Linked DNA regions of Homo sapiens: all the other regions are linked to region 1. A link is a contact called in ENCODE Hi-C or POLR2A ChIA-PET data. All regions are on one chromosome and are shown on one strand. The core of a region is the stretch at or near the end of the contact, and the rest is flanking DNA. Distances in the headings are between cores, read along the strand shown.

What was found. Hi-C counts contacts between places; a loop is a spot of excess contacts on that map. ChIA-PET counts read pairs that join two places held with the same protein, here RNA polymerase II (POLR2A).
Region 2: POLR2A ChIA-PET joins it to region 1 with 5 read pairs in CD8-positive, alpha-beta T cell. The contact joins the promoter of ZNF493 here to the enhancer-like site in region 1. POLR2A ChIA-PET finds 5 or more read pairs at or near these places in 5 of 52 experiments (CD4-positive, alpha-beta T cell, CD8-positive, alpha-beta T cell, activated T-cell and 2 more).
Region 3: a loop to region 1 is called in a map of CD8-positive, alpha-beta T cell, with 3 times the contacts of the local background. The contact joins the promoter of ZNF43 here to the enhancer-like site in region 1. A Hi-C loop is called at or near these places in 2 of 168 maps with a recorded cell type or tissue (CD4-positive, alpha-beta T cell and CD8-positive, alpha-beta T cell). POLR2A ChIA-PET finds 5 or more read pairs at or near these places in 6 of 52 experiments (CD4-positive, alpha-beta T cell, CD8-positive, alpha-beta T cell, T-cell and 3 more).

The regions. Positions count from the first base shown.
Region 1 is chr19:21,578,595-21,583,125 of GRCh38, forward strand. The region is part of intron 3 of LOC101929007 (a long non-coding RNA gene); the gene reads right to left. Among named protein-coding and RNA genes, the nearest start is that of ZNF429, 75 kb to the left of the region's middle. Within about 2 kb of position 3,282, at least 3 of the 41 ENCODE cell types and tissues checked have a DNase peak (open chromatin) inside an H3K27ac peak, as active enhancers do; they include CD8-positive, alpha-beta T cell, where a contact is called at or near this core.
Region 2 is chr19:21,394,935-21,399,667 of GRCh38, forward strand. It overlaps ZNF493 (zinc finger protein 493), which reads left to right and starts at 2,199. Exons shown (of 4, transcript NM_001076678.3): 1 at 2,199-2,333. The coding sequence starts at 2,304. RefSeq lists a silencer at 2,238-2,476.
Region 3 is chr19:21,834,382-21,839,455 of GRCh38, forward strand. ZNF43 (zinc finger protein 43) reads right to left here and starts at 1,801. Exons shown (of 4, transcript NM_003423.4): 1 at 1,655-1,801. The coding sequence starts at 1,657. RefSeq lists enhancers at 892-1,865, 1,395-1,484, 1,525-1,574, 1,595-1,754, 1,866-2,838.

The DNA of each region.
Region 1 (4,531 bases), core at 2,032-4,531:
TCATGTAATGTCCTTGTAGTTTTGTCATTAAGGATTCTTTTGGTCTCATAAAATGAATTAGAACATGTTCTCTCTTTTTCAATTTTCTGGAAGAATTTGTGTAAGATAGATGCACTCTTTGCCTTCCTTTACAATCAGACCTGCCTCTGGTCACCTTTTCAACTCCAGAAGTCATTTATGTCCTTTGACCCTAAGATATTTGCTGAACCAAACGGGATTAGTATTTCTTAAAGATCAGAACTCACCTGAGCCTACTGGATTCTAGCAGGAATGGAGACAGGTAGAAAGACTCACTTTAGCCTCAGGCTTAAATATGTTTTTATTTATTTATTTATTTATTTTAATTTTTGAGACAGAGTCTCGCTCTGTCGCCCAGGCTGGAGTGCAGTGCCGTGATCTCGGCTCACTGAAACACCCACCTCCCCGGTTCAAGCCTCAGCCTCCCGAGTGGCTGGGACTACAGGCATGTGCCACCATGCCCAGCTAATTTTTTGTATTTTTAGTAGAGATGGGGTTTCACTCTGTTAGCCAGGATGGTCTCGATCTCCTGACCTTGTGATCTGACTGTCTCAGCCTTCCAAAGCACTGGGATTACAAGCATGAGCCACCGCATCCAGCAGTATGTTTTTATTTTTTATTTTCTTGAGAAAGAGTCCCACTCTGTCACCCAGGCTGGAGTGCAGTGGTGTAATTTTGGCTCACTGTAACCTCCACCTCTTGGATTCAAGTGATTCTCCTGCCTCAGCCTCCCAAGTAGCTAAGATTACAGGTGTGTGCCAGCACACTCCACTAATTTTTATATTTTTAGTAGAGATGGTGCTTTGCCATTTTGGCCAGGCTGGTCTTGAACTTCTGACCTCAGGTGATCCACCCACCTCGGCCTCCCAAAGTGCTGGGATTACAGGCATGAGCCACCGCGCTCGACCAGGCCTAAGTTTTATACTCTACCTCAGACTTTTATCATTTTGGCAGTTATTGGACACTAAGTCAAATACTAACAAAGTGAGCCAGTGATTCGCATTTAGCTATTGTTCCTTGTCTATAGCACCTTGGGTAGGAACCCTATGGGAAGATCAAGGCAGGATAAAGCCTTCCTTGGGATGCTGGCCATAACACTATCACAGCAGCGATGAAATCTTACCTTCTACCACTCCCATCCACTGTGTCTTCTGTTGTTAACTAAACATTCAGCTCCTTTCTTGGGGTGGAATGCCTTTTAGTTTATTCTACACCTTGACTGTCACAGGGGGTCAGTAATAGGGGAGAACACAAGTTTCTGGTTAGATAAATCTGGGTCGAATTCTACTTTTGCCACTATTAGTAGAGTTACCCCTAACAAAACATTTAGCTTTTCCAGTGAAGCCTCTGTTTACTCATCTGTGGAGTGGGACTTATAATGTCTACTTGTGTGGGTTAAGAAGACAAGAATTCATTAACCTATTTCCCACTTGCCCTGAGAACACTCATGTTTCTAATCCTAATGTGACATCATATACATTTCTGTTACATTAGGACTAGAGACAAGTTTTGTTTAGAAATAACTTCACAAACAGTTTTTATATTTTATTTTCAAGATAAAAATCATTCAGATTTGCTTCAGCTTCAAGGAGGATGTTTATGTAAAATTAAATGAGCACTGGCAACCAGCTGCACCTTTTCTTCTAAACGGGAAATGGGTTAAGTGGTTTAGATGGCTCTCAGCCTCAAAGGGCTGAAGACAGAAACTCTAGGCTCAATTTCCAGAAATGGCTCTCAACACCACATAGAGCTGGTCCATCAGAGGAGCTCCTGCTTCATCCAAAGGCAGGAAGCACTAAATCAGAAGATTGCCTTAGAGTTAGGAAGTCAATGCTGGACTCAAGCCCACAAAATGTCCTCGTCCTGCCTATCTCTTTGCTCGATTCAAAATCCCATTCATGTGGAGCTAATTGGAGAAATCAAAATCACATTTTTTTTTTTTTGAGATAAAACAGACAAAAATTTCTGCTCTTGAGAAATGTATATTTTAAGATGAGACTTGTTAAAAGAGACCTCTGTCTTATTTTGTATGTATGTAGAGCCATGGAAGTCTAGAGCTTTGATGTATGATGAATATGTGTTTCAATCTTCTCTGTTCTATAATCTTGGGCAGCTATTTTAACTTCTTTGAGCCTCAGCTTTCTCAATCCTAAAGTGAAGATACAAATTCCTATCTTATCCTCAATCAGTTAAATGTAGAATTAACTATATGATCCTGCAAGTTCATCCTTAGGTTACATACCCAGGGAAAATGAAAGCATACATCCACACAAAAACTTGTATGTGAGTGTTCATAGCTGCAGTATTCATAATGGCCAAAAGTAGAAACAAGTCAAATGTCTGTCAATTAATGAATAATTAAGCAAAATGTGGTATATCCATACAATGGAATATTATTCAGCAATAAAAAGGAATGAAGTACCAACACATGTTAAGACATGGATGTACCTTTCACGTAGCATATTATGTGAAAGCCAGACACAAAAGGTCACATTTTCTATGTTTTCATTTATATAAAATGTTTAGAATGTGCAAATCCACACTCAGAAGTTAGATTAGTGATTGCCTAGGACTGGAAGCCAGGGAGTAATTAGGGTGTCATGGTTAAGGGGCGTAGAATTTCTTCTGAGGGTAATAAAACTGTTCTAAGATAGATTCGATTTTAGTAGTGATAGATGAACAACTCTGTGAATTTACTGAAAGCCATTAAATTGTACACTTTAAATGAGTGATTTTTCTAGTATGCAAATTATATTTCAAAAAAGTTGTAAGAAGAAAAAGTTCTACCATGTAGGGTTCTTTGAAGATTAAATAAGCTAGGAATACAATATACCTAGTGTACCTAGTATACATAGTGCCTGGCATTTGGTAGGTGTTCAAAATATGCTAACATTTATTCTGTTGGTAATCCTTAACAGGCTGGTTTATACAAAAGCTTACAATTATGTTCATTGTTAACATAATACTGATGTATCCTTTCGTAATCAATGTGTGCCTTGAGCAGATAGCCCTTCTTTACCCTCAGTTCCAGCCCTTTCTTTGCTTCTTGAAATTTTACGTGTATCACAACCCAGCTCAGATGTCACCTTTTCAAAGCCTCCTTGTTGGTTCAGCTAAAAATCCTGGGCTTTCTGTATAGCATCCCCAACAAGGGGCATTCAGAGGCAAGCTCTGGTCACCATCTGGCTTGTTTCCAAATTATTTGTGAATGCACCACCTGTCCCTGTGTCCTGCCCTCTGTTTCTGGCATGGTGGCACCTGGCACAGAGGGAGTGATCCTGTAAGGAATGTGTTCACAGCACATGTGCTCTGAGTCCCTTGGCACAGCACCTATGGTGGGCAGAATTCTGAGATGATTCTCCTGACCTCTGCCCCCTGGTGTTAATGCTATAATTATGTGACATGGCAAGAGAAATTTTGTGGATGTCATTAAAGTTAGTAATCAGCAGACCTTATGCTAGGGAGATGGGTGGGCCTAACCTAATCACAGAAGCCCTTTGAAAGCAGAGTCTTCTTTGGCTAGAAAAGGCCATCAGAGGTTCATAGTGGGAGACAGATTTGACTTGAGGCTGGTTTTCAGTTACTGAGTTGGAGGGGTCCCTGAGACAGAACTGAGAACAGTCTCTAGGAGCAGAGAGCAGCACCTTGGCTGGCAGCTATAAAGAAGGACCTGGGTCCGGGCGCAGTGGCCCATGCCTGTAATCCCAGCACTTGGGAGGCCAAGGCAGGTGGATCACCTGAGGTCAGGAGTTTGAGACTAGCCTGGCCAACATGGTGAAACCCCGTCTCTACTAAAAATACAAAAATTAGCCAGGCATGGTGGCAGGTGCCTGTAATCCCAGCTACTCGGGAGACTGAGGTAGAAAAATCGCTTGAACCTGGAGGTGGAGGTTGCAGTGAGCTGAGATTGGGCCACTGCACTCCAACCTGGGCAAGAGAGCAAGACTCCATCGCAAAAAAAACAAAAAAAAGAAAGACCTGGTTACTACAATTGCAAGGACCTGAATTCTGCCAATGACCTGAATGAGCTTGGAAGTGGATTCTCCCCAAGAGCCTTCAGAGAAGGGCCCAGCCCAGCCAACACCTTGACTTTGGCCTTGTGGGACCCTAAGCAGGGAGCCCGGTTAAACCCACCTGGACTTCTGACTTATAGAACTATGAGGAAGTCAATAGGGATTATTATAAACTGCTACATTTGTCATAGTTTGTTGTGCTACAGTAGAATACAAATATATCCCTCATCTCTGGAGAGCAGTTTTATTCCTATTTTACAAGTGAGGAGACCCAGAGGGGTGAAGTCACTTGCCCAAGATTGCACTGCACATGAATGACAGGGCTGAGCTACAGCCTAGGGCAGGAGTCAACAAATATTTTCTTTTCTTTTTTTTTTTTTTTGAGATGAAGTCTCGCTCTTGTCCCCCAGGCTGCAATGCAATGGTGCAATCTCGGCTCACTGCAACCTCCACCTCCCAGGTTCAATAGATTCTCCTGCCTGAGCCTCCCGAGTAGCTGG
Region 2 (4,733 bases), core at 949-3,448, 180 kb before region 1:
TCTGTCTCCCAGATTCTAGCGATTCTCCTGCCTCAGCCTCCTGAGTAGCTTGGGATTAAAGTCACCCACCACCATGCACGGCTAATTTTTGTATTTTTAATAAAGATGGGGTTTCACCATATTGGCCAGGCTGGTCTCGAACTCCTGATCTTGTGATCTGCCCACCTCAGCCTCCCAAAGTGCTGGGATTACAGGCGACAGCTACCGTGCCCAGGCTTTTTTTTTTTTTTTTTTTTTGAGACGGAGTCCCGCTCTGTTGCCCAGGCTGGAATACAGTGGCAAGATCTGGGCTCACTGCAAATTCTGCCTCCCAGGTTTAAGTGATTCTCCTGCCTCGGCCTCCTGAGTAGCTGGGATTACAGGCATACGCCACCACGCCCAGCCAGTGTATATATTTTTAGTAGAGACCGGGTTTCACCATGTTGTCCATGCTGGTCTCGAACTCTTGACCTCAAGTGATCCGCCCACCTCGGTCTCCCAGAGTGCTGGGATTATAGGCGTGAGCCACCGCGCCTGGTGGCCCTATCATTCTTTGTTCACTGTATGATCTTTAGAAGAAAGGTGGGCAACAGGTGGCCAGCAGTGGTCTACCTGTGGTGATTTTATTCTTGATATCTTCTGACCTTTCTATGGCCACTATCTGTTCCACCCTCGGAACAGCACAGAGACTTTGGTAGAGAGAGGCTGTCCCCTCACCACTGGCAGAATATGGACGTTCAGACCCTTCACCTTCCTGACGTCAGAGCTGACACATTCAATACAACAGCTATTGGCCATGTATGGCCGGCTACTGGGTGCCTGGAATGTCGCTGCAATTTGCTAGAAAGGTAAAATACAGAGTTAGTTTCAAAGATACAGTTCCAAATATATATATACTTCATTAATCTTTACATATTGCTCACATATTACAATGATAATATTTTGGATATATTGGGTTAATTAAATTGTTACAATGAATTTCACCTGTTTCTTCTCCTTCTTTTTAAAATTTTTTTATTTTTGAGATGGAGTCTTGCTCTGTTTCCCAGACTGGAGTGCAATGGCGTGATCTTGGCTCACCTCAACCTCTGCCTCCTGGGTTTAAGTGATTCTCCTGCCTCAGCCTCTCTATTAGCTGGGATTACAGGCACCTGCCATCATACCCAGATAATTTTTGTATTTTTGTAGAGACGGGGTTTCACCATGTTGGCTAGGCTGGTCTTGCACTCCTGACCTCGGGTGATCCGCCTGCCTCGGCCTCCCCAAGTGCTGAGATAACAGGCATGGGACACTACACCCGGCTTTCTTTTCTTTCACTTTTATTTTCTTTCTTCTCTTCTCTTCACTTTTCTTTCTTCTTTTTCCTTCCTTCCTTTTCCTTCCTTCCCTCTTTCCTTCTCTCTCTCTCTCTTTCACTCTTTCTTTCTCTCTCTCTCTTTCTCTCTTCTTTTTTTTTCTTGAGATGGAGTTTCACTCTTGTTGACCAGGCTGGAGTGTGCAGTGGGGCGATCTCGGCTCACTGCAACCTCTGCCTCCCTCCACCTCCCGGGTTCAAGCGATTATTTTGCCTCAGCCTCCCGAGTAGCTGGGATAACAGGCGCCCACCACCACGCCTGGTTATTTTTTCTTATTTTTAGTAGGGACGGGGTTTCATCATGTTGGCCAGGCTGGTCTCAAACTCCTGACCTCAGGCGATCCACCCGCCTCGGCCTCCCAAAGTGCTGGGATTACAGGCGTGAGCCACTGCGCCCGGCCCTTCTTTATTTTTAAAGTCTGGCTACTAGAAAATTTAAAATTCACATGTGGCTCACATCTTATTTCATAAGATTGGCTCCTTTTAAAAATCTCAGGCTGCTAGTTCAAAGGACTAGGAGCCAGGAAGGTCATAAAAGCTGAAATTTTAAAATAATTATTTTTTTAAATTTGTGAATAGCCATATATTATTTATAAGTGCTTATGACCTTATACACAAGGTTAAGGGAAAATACCCTCTAAGGTGTGCCTGGCTCAGCTCAGGGAGGAAGCCCTGCCTGAAAAGGCTGCAGCCTAGGCTATCACTCTTTCTTCACTCCGCCCAGCATTTGGTCATATCTTCTGTCACTCAGGGCCTGAAGGGGCGGGCCCTTAAACCGTATCCAATCAGACACGCAGAACTGGGAACCGTCCAATTAGGCACACATTTGGAGCGGCGAGGACGGCTTCCGGGATGTGGCTGGGCCATTGTTTCTCTCTGCTGCCGGAGCTCCAGGTCTACCCTTCACTGCTCTGTGTCCTCAGCGTGTGTGGCTTCGTGACCTGAAGATACTGGGAAATCCATAGCTAAGATGCCAGGACCCCCTGAAAGCCTAGACATGGTGAGAGTGCTGGGTCCGACATCACGAGAGAGGGGAAGGAGTTGCTCGGAACCGGTGGGAAGTGGCTGTGGCGGGACTCAGGCCTCCCCGCAGTCAGCTCCACAATCTGCTCCCTGAGTTCTCCTTGCCCAGCTCGGCCTCAGTCTCCTTCAGCCGTAAGTTGGCGGCTGCGCCAACAGCCGGGGCCCCGGGCGTCCTGTCTCTTCCCTGCACTGTGACTGTGCCCTGCCTGGAGTCCTCTCTGGCAGTTCTGCACCCGCAGCGCCGCGTCTTTCTCAGATTGTGCGGGGACCACGGGAGGGTCATCAGGGGAGAATCCTGACTTGGGGTGCGGGTTCATGAATGGGAAGAGCTTTGGTCCGTGGGGTTCCCAGTTGCTATTTTCTCCTATTAAAAATTTATGGGCGTCACTGCAAAAATATTAAAGAATGTAATCAAAGAGTGGTTCTAGAATTGTAGAGCACCCAGCTATGGTTTGTAGTTTGTGGTCTGTGGGAGAGGCTTGAAGGAAAGTCTTTTATAAAATGCATGATGAAGAAACCAAATTTACTAATTGGTTAGGTACAGTTACATGGTTTCTTAATATGTGCGTTAAAGGTGAAAATTTCCTGGTTATGTAATCAGAGCTTAATTGGCAGTTTACAGTTGCTGAAGCCTGAATTTTGTTTCTCTGAATGTAGTAATTAAAAATAATGCACCTGAGTTAGATTTTTTTTTTAAAGTAAGAATTCAGGGACTAGAAATACCTCAGTCTAATTGCCTGCCACTTAATTATTTTCACACTCCACAGGGAACTGATTTTCTGCTGTATTTTTCACCTGTGTCCCAAGCAGAGTCTTGGAACCAATCCCCCATTTCTCCGGCCTCACTCTGGCTTGCAGTAAGATAATTTCCAGTTTCCTCTGACGTTCCTAAATGCCACCTTTTCCTCCCTAATTCACATTATCGCCTATTTGTCTTTTACTGTACTTTTTTATACCATATTTTAATTATTTTTTTGGCAAAGCATTAAATGGTTAAATGGTGCATTTAAAGAGATTTGTTATCTGTTTGTAAATATTTCCCATGAAAAGAAGGCAAATAATAATACCCTGACACTGCATTGTAGTAAATCTCTGTCTCTTTTGCTTTCATCTTGTCTAGGCACAGAGATGTTACCAGAATGTTTTTGGGTCGAAGTTCTCCTTTGGAAAATCTATGGGGTGATGTGTCCTCAGCCACCCTTTGGTTTTTTCCTGGTCATGGGTTTCAGTACTATCTGGGGATAAACCAAGATAACTGCCATGGTTATGTTAGCTAGAGTGTCCATTGGATCTCAGCTTCTGGTTTATTTTCTCCCATAAGATGACCTGAGGTATGGAGTGTATCCTCTCAAGGGAGCAAGTGGATATTCTGGGGCTGAGGGGAATCTTCCGGTGTACTCTTATTTTGAAACGGGTAACCCTTTGAAATGTTAAAATTGCCTTCCCTCAACCAGGCTTCCATTTCTTGGAGACAAATTGCTGGTCAGCCAATCAGATGCTGGTAATGAGGGGAAAACACAGAAATAATTTCTGCCCCCTGGATTCTCTAAGGGGGCAGAAAAATAGTGAAATTAATATAGTAAAAGAAAAAGAGTAAAAAAAAAAAAGTGAAAAATTTGTGGCCCAAAAAATAGTATCCCAAAAGACAAACAACAAGAACAAAAACAAAACTGACTCCAGTGAGATGGTGTAAGAGCTTGCAAAGTAAAACGCAACTGGGACAGTCACCAAGAAATACTGCAGTGTCTCCTGAATGGGTGGTTCTTGAGCACACAAGTGAGCAGGAGTGGGTGGAAGAATCTCTCAAGTTATTGAATGGCCTGACTTGAAAGGTGAGTCAGACACATCTGTTATTTATTTATTTTTTATTTTTTATTTTTTTATTTTTATTTTTTTGTCTCACTCTGTCGCCCAGGCTGGAGTGCTGTGGCCCGATCTCGGCTCGCTGAAAGCTCTCCCTCCCGGGTTCCCGCCATTCTCCTGCCTCAGCCTCCCAAGTAGCTGGGACTACAGGTGCCTGACACCATGCCCGGCTAATTTTTTGTGTTTTTAGTAGAGACAGGGTTCCACTGTGTTAGGCAGGCTGGTCTCAATCTCCTGACCTCATAATCCATCCGCCTCGGCCTCCCAAAGTGCTGGGATTACAGGTGTGAGCCACCATGCCCGGCCCACATCTGTTATTTAACCAGCACTGCCACTCCTGGATTTGTCACCTTGAAGAGATTTGTTCACTTATTTTGACCTCAGTTTTTTAGCTGTAAATTGCATTATATTAGTAGGACTTGAAAAGGTAGAAAAATATTTACAAAGGGCATAAAAGATTTGGGTTTCAAAAAATTATATCTAATCATATATGTCATTTGTTAAAAATTCTCAT
Region 3 (5,074 bases), core at 551-3,050, 250 kb after region 1:
CACAGAGATTTTTATTTTTTACAAACAGTGTAAGGGGATTATTTTTTGCTTTCTTTTCAATATGGAAAATATTTTCAAATAGAAAACAAAATTTAGGCCGGACTCGGTGGCTCACGCCTGTAATCCTTGCACTTTGGGAGGCCAAGGCGGGTGGATCACAAGGTCAGGAGTTCGAAACCAGCTTGGCCAACAAGGTGAAACCCTGTCTCAACTAAAAATACAAAAAAATTAACCAGGCACGGTGGCAGGTGCCTGTAATTCCAGCTACTCGGGAGGCTGAGGCAGGAGAATCGGTTGAACCCGGGAGGTTGCAATGAGCTGAGATTGCACCATTGCACTCCAGCCTGGGAAACAAAGCGAGAGGAAGGATGGAAGCAAGGATGGAAAGATGGAAGGAAGGAAGGAAGGAAGGAAAGAAAGAAGAAGGAAAGAAGAAAGGAAAATTTATTTAAGTCCATCCAATGATTTTTCAAAAAATAATTAAAATATCTGTATCAAAAATATACAGATATCTAAAATATCTTTATCTAAAACGTATCTCTGTATCTAAAATGTACACTAAAAAAAAAAAAAAAATAGCCCGGCTCGGTGGCTATTTTTAAGTGCTGTAATCCTAGCACTTTGGGAGGCTGAGGCGGGTGGATCATCTGAGCTCAGGAGTTCGAGACCACCTGGCCAATATAGTGAAATCCCGTCTTTACTAAAAATACAAAAAAAATTAGCTGGGTGTGGTGGCAGGCACCTGTAATCCCAGCTACTAAGGAGGCTGAGGCAAGAAAATCGCTTGAATCCGGGAGACGGAGGTTGCAGGGAGCCGAGATAGCACCATTGCACTCCAGCCTGGGCAGCAAAAGCGAAAGTCCATCTCAAAAAAAAAAAAAAAAAGAAAAAAAAGAAAAAATAGTTGATAACGTGAATTGCGGAGAAGAAGGTGGCATTTGGGAATGTCAGAAATAAAGGAAAATCTAGTTTAGTTTTTTTTTTTTTTTTTTTCCAGAGGGAGTTTCACTCTGTGGCCCAGGCTGGAGTGCAATGGCGCGATCTCGGCTCACTGCATCCTCCGCCTCCTGGGTTCAAGCGATTTTCCTGTCTCAGCCTCCCTAGTAGCTGCGATTACAGGCGCGCGCCACCACGCCCAGCTAATTTTTGTATTTTTAGTATAGACGGGGTTCACCATATTAGCCAGGCTGCTCTCGAACTCCTCACCTCGTCATCCACCCACCTCGACCTCCCAAAGTGCTGGGATTAAAGGCGTGACCCACCGCGCCCGGCCGACTCTCCTGTTTCTAATAGACCAAAAGAGGGACTAGAAATGCCACGGACCAAAGCTCTTCCTATTCATGAAACTGCATCACGAGTCAGGATTCTCTCCTGACGACCCTCCTGTGGCCCCTGCACAATTTGGGAGAGACGCCGCGTTGCGGCTGCAGAGCTGCCCACAGAGGGCTGCAGGCCGGGACACAGTCACTGCGCAGAGAAGAGACAGGACGCCCGGGGCTGCCTCCCAGAGCAGCCGCCATCTTATGGCTGAAGGGGATTGAGGCCGAGCTGGGCAAGAACTCCGGCACGCGCAGATTGTGGAGCTGACTGCGGGAAGGCCTGAGTCACGCCACAGCCCCTTCCCCCTCTCGGGATGTCGGACCGGCACTCTCACCATTTCTAGGCTTCCGGGGGGTCCTGGCGTCTTAGCTGTGGATCCCCCAATACCCGCAGGTCACAGAGCCACAGAGGCTGGACCTCTAGCAGCAGAGGACACAGAAGAACGAAGACGAGACGCAGAGCTCCAACTGCAGCCAGAGACAAAGGCCCCGCCACATCCCGGAAGCCGCCCTGTCCTCTCCTGCCCCGTGCCTGATTGGACGGTTTCCAGCCCAGCGTCCCTGATTGGATAACTTCTAAGGTCCTGCCCCCGCAAACCCTGAATGAAAGATGTGATCAGACGCTGGGCTGAAAGAAGAAAGAATGACAGCCTAGGCTGCCGCCTTTTCAGGCAGGGCTTCCTCCCTGAGCAGAGCAGGCCCAACCCAGAGGGTATTTGCCTTTAACCTTGTGTATAAGGTCATCTTCACTTATAAGTAATATACTATATGGATACTAAAAAATGAAAACAATTGTTTTTGAATTTCAGCTTTTATGACCTTCCTGGCTTCTGGCCCTTTGAGTAGGAAGTATTACAAACATTGAATATTTTATTATTTATCCTCTGTGGGGTTTTTCTTATTCTTGAGAGGGAGTCTCTGTTACCCAGGCTGGAGTGCAGGGTCATGACTGCAGCTCACTGCAGCCTCAGCAATCTAGGCTTGAGCAATTTACCTGTCTCAGCCTTCTGAGTAGCTGGGACCACTGGCATGTGGCCCCATGCTCAGCTAATTTGTTATCATATTTTTATTTGTAGAGATGAAGCCTCACTAGATAGCCCAGAATGGTCTCAAACTCTTGGGCTCAATGAATCCTACAAAGTCAGCCTCCCAAAGTACTGGGATTATAGGCATGAACCATCACATTCAGACTGAATTATTTTATCAAAAAATTTTTTTAAAGCATTGAGGTCCATTAATAGAATTCAAGGAAATGTTATGCACATGTTTTAAAAGCAAATTAAAAAGCATATACAAAAAGAGAACATTTTTTAAAAAACTAAATATAGGTAATGTTACCAGAAAAAGTTTAGATCTCCTGACTTTAAGTTGCAGTATGCTAATGGAATATTCTTAGTGGATAGTATTCCATTTTCATAAGAAATTCAAAACAAGATAATTTCCAGGTTTTAGAAACTGATGTAAAACATAAAAATATAGAAAATCTCTAATGTGTTCCCATGATATAGTATTACTTGAAATATAAACTGGGCAAACTCAGCAAAAGACAATTTAATCTCAAATTTCAAAATAGGTACAGAAGTTCTAATGGAATAATAAATGGAATCCAGGATTTTATTCATAAAAAGGCTAAAAAGTGACCATTCTCTGTGATTTTGAAAGTAGGAATTTGTGTAAACAGATGTGTATTTGCATCTACATTTGCCTACACTTACTTTTTTTTTTTTTTTTTTTTTTTTTTTGAGACGGAGTCTTGCTCTGTCGACCAGGCTGGAGTGCAGTGGCACAATCTCGGCTCACTGCAACCTCCGCCTCCCAGGTTCAAGCGATTCTCCTGACTCAGCCTACCAAGTAGCTGGGGATACAGGTGCATGACCCCATGCCCAGCTAATTTTTTTATGATATATTCATTTATTCAGATTACTCGATAATTAAAAATTATATTTTCTATGAATACCAGCTAATTTTTTGTATTTTTAGTAGAGACAGGGTTTCACCCTGTTAGCCAGGATGTCTCCTGACCTGGTGAACTGCTCGCCTTAGCCTCCCAAAGTGCTGGGATTACAGGTGTGAGCCACCATGCCCAGCAGCTTTTAAACATTTTAGGAAAGCATGAGACATCAATCAATATGTATAAGATCTTCCTTCCCTACCTTTTTCCTTCTCCACCTCCTCCTTCCTCTCTCTCTTTCTTGGTTTGATCCAGTAATGCAGGACAACTTGAGGTGAGGGCTTCCAGGTCATAAGTAAATAAGAGATAAAAGTCTGGATTCTTGAGTCCTTGATAAGCATTCAACTGAATACAATTTAGTCTGGCTCAGTGAACCTGCATATCTAAATTAACAGCAGTGCAGAGGAAGCAATCAGATGTGCATTTGTCTCAGGCGAGGCTCAGAGAAATGACTCTGAGTTCTGTCTGTCTTTGGTTCTCAAGGAATTTCCTTGTTGGCTAATTGTAAAGAAAGTATGTAGCTTTTTTATCTTTGTAGCTATCTTATTTAGAAATAAAATGGGAGGCAGATTTGCCTGACATAGTTCTCAACTTGACTTTTCTAGTGGCTTAGTAATTTTGGCATCAAGAGATTTATTTTCCTTTAGCAGTGGAAACCTCTTTCATTATCAAGTGTAGAGGTTAATAAAAAAAACTCATAAACACAAATATAATTATTGCTACATCTTTCAGAATAGCCCATTCTAAATTTTTTTTTTTTTTTTTGGAGATACAGTCTCGCTCTATTACCCAGGCTGGAGTGCAGTGGTGCAATCTCAGCTCACTGCAACCTCCGCCTCCTGGGTTCAAGCAATTCCCCTGCCTCAGCCTCCCGAGTAGCTGGGATTACAGATGTGCGCTACCACACCTGGCTAATTTTTGTATTTTTAGTAGAGACGGGGTTTCCCCATGTTGGCCAGGCTGGTCTCAAACTCCTGACCTCAGGTGATTCGCCCGCCTTGGCCTCCCAACGTGCTGGGATTACAGGAGTAAGCCACCGCACCCAGGGTAGAATAGCCCATCCTAATTTAATTCTCATTTACTCTAGACTTTTTTCATAATTTTATAGTGGATCTTAATGTTGGAGGCATTCAAACCAGAGCAACTCAATCTTGAATAGCAGCTGTGTGAAATATGCTGAAACCTACTTGGCTGCCTCCCCAGGTTAGGCATTCTTAGTCACAGGATGAGATAGGAGGTCAGCACAAGATAAACAAGATACACTGCACTTAGAAATTTGTCGTAATCTTCTCTGTTAGCAGGGTGCAGGCAGAAACACAGAATCACATATTTAGATCATGGATGCAGAGATATGTCACAAAGCTCCTGTGGTTAGGGTCAAGAAAGGAGCTTCCCACCCCCTAGATGTTGGTCTCAGCAATATATCACAATACCCAAATTATGTGAGACCCAGGCAAAAAGGAGAGTCACATCACCTAGGTGCTGGGTCCAGTGATATTTCACAATTATCCTTTGTAGCAGGTTCTAGTCAAAAAAGGAGAGTCACAACATTTAAGTGATGAAGAAAAAAGAATATGTCATAATACCTTTCTGAACAGAGCCCATTCAGGAGACTCATAATACCTAGGTGTTGGACCCAGCCATATATATCACAATACAAAATGTATGCAGAGATCAGGCAAAAAAAAAAAAAAAAAAAAAAAAAGAGATCACATAACCTAAGAGCTGGGCCCAGCTACATATCACAAGCACCCCAGTGGACAAGGCCAAAACATGAGAGAAGAGTCACATCACATAAGTGCTT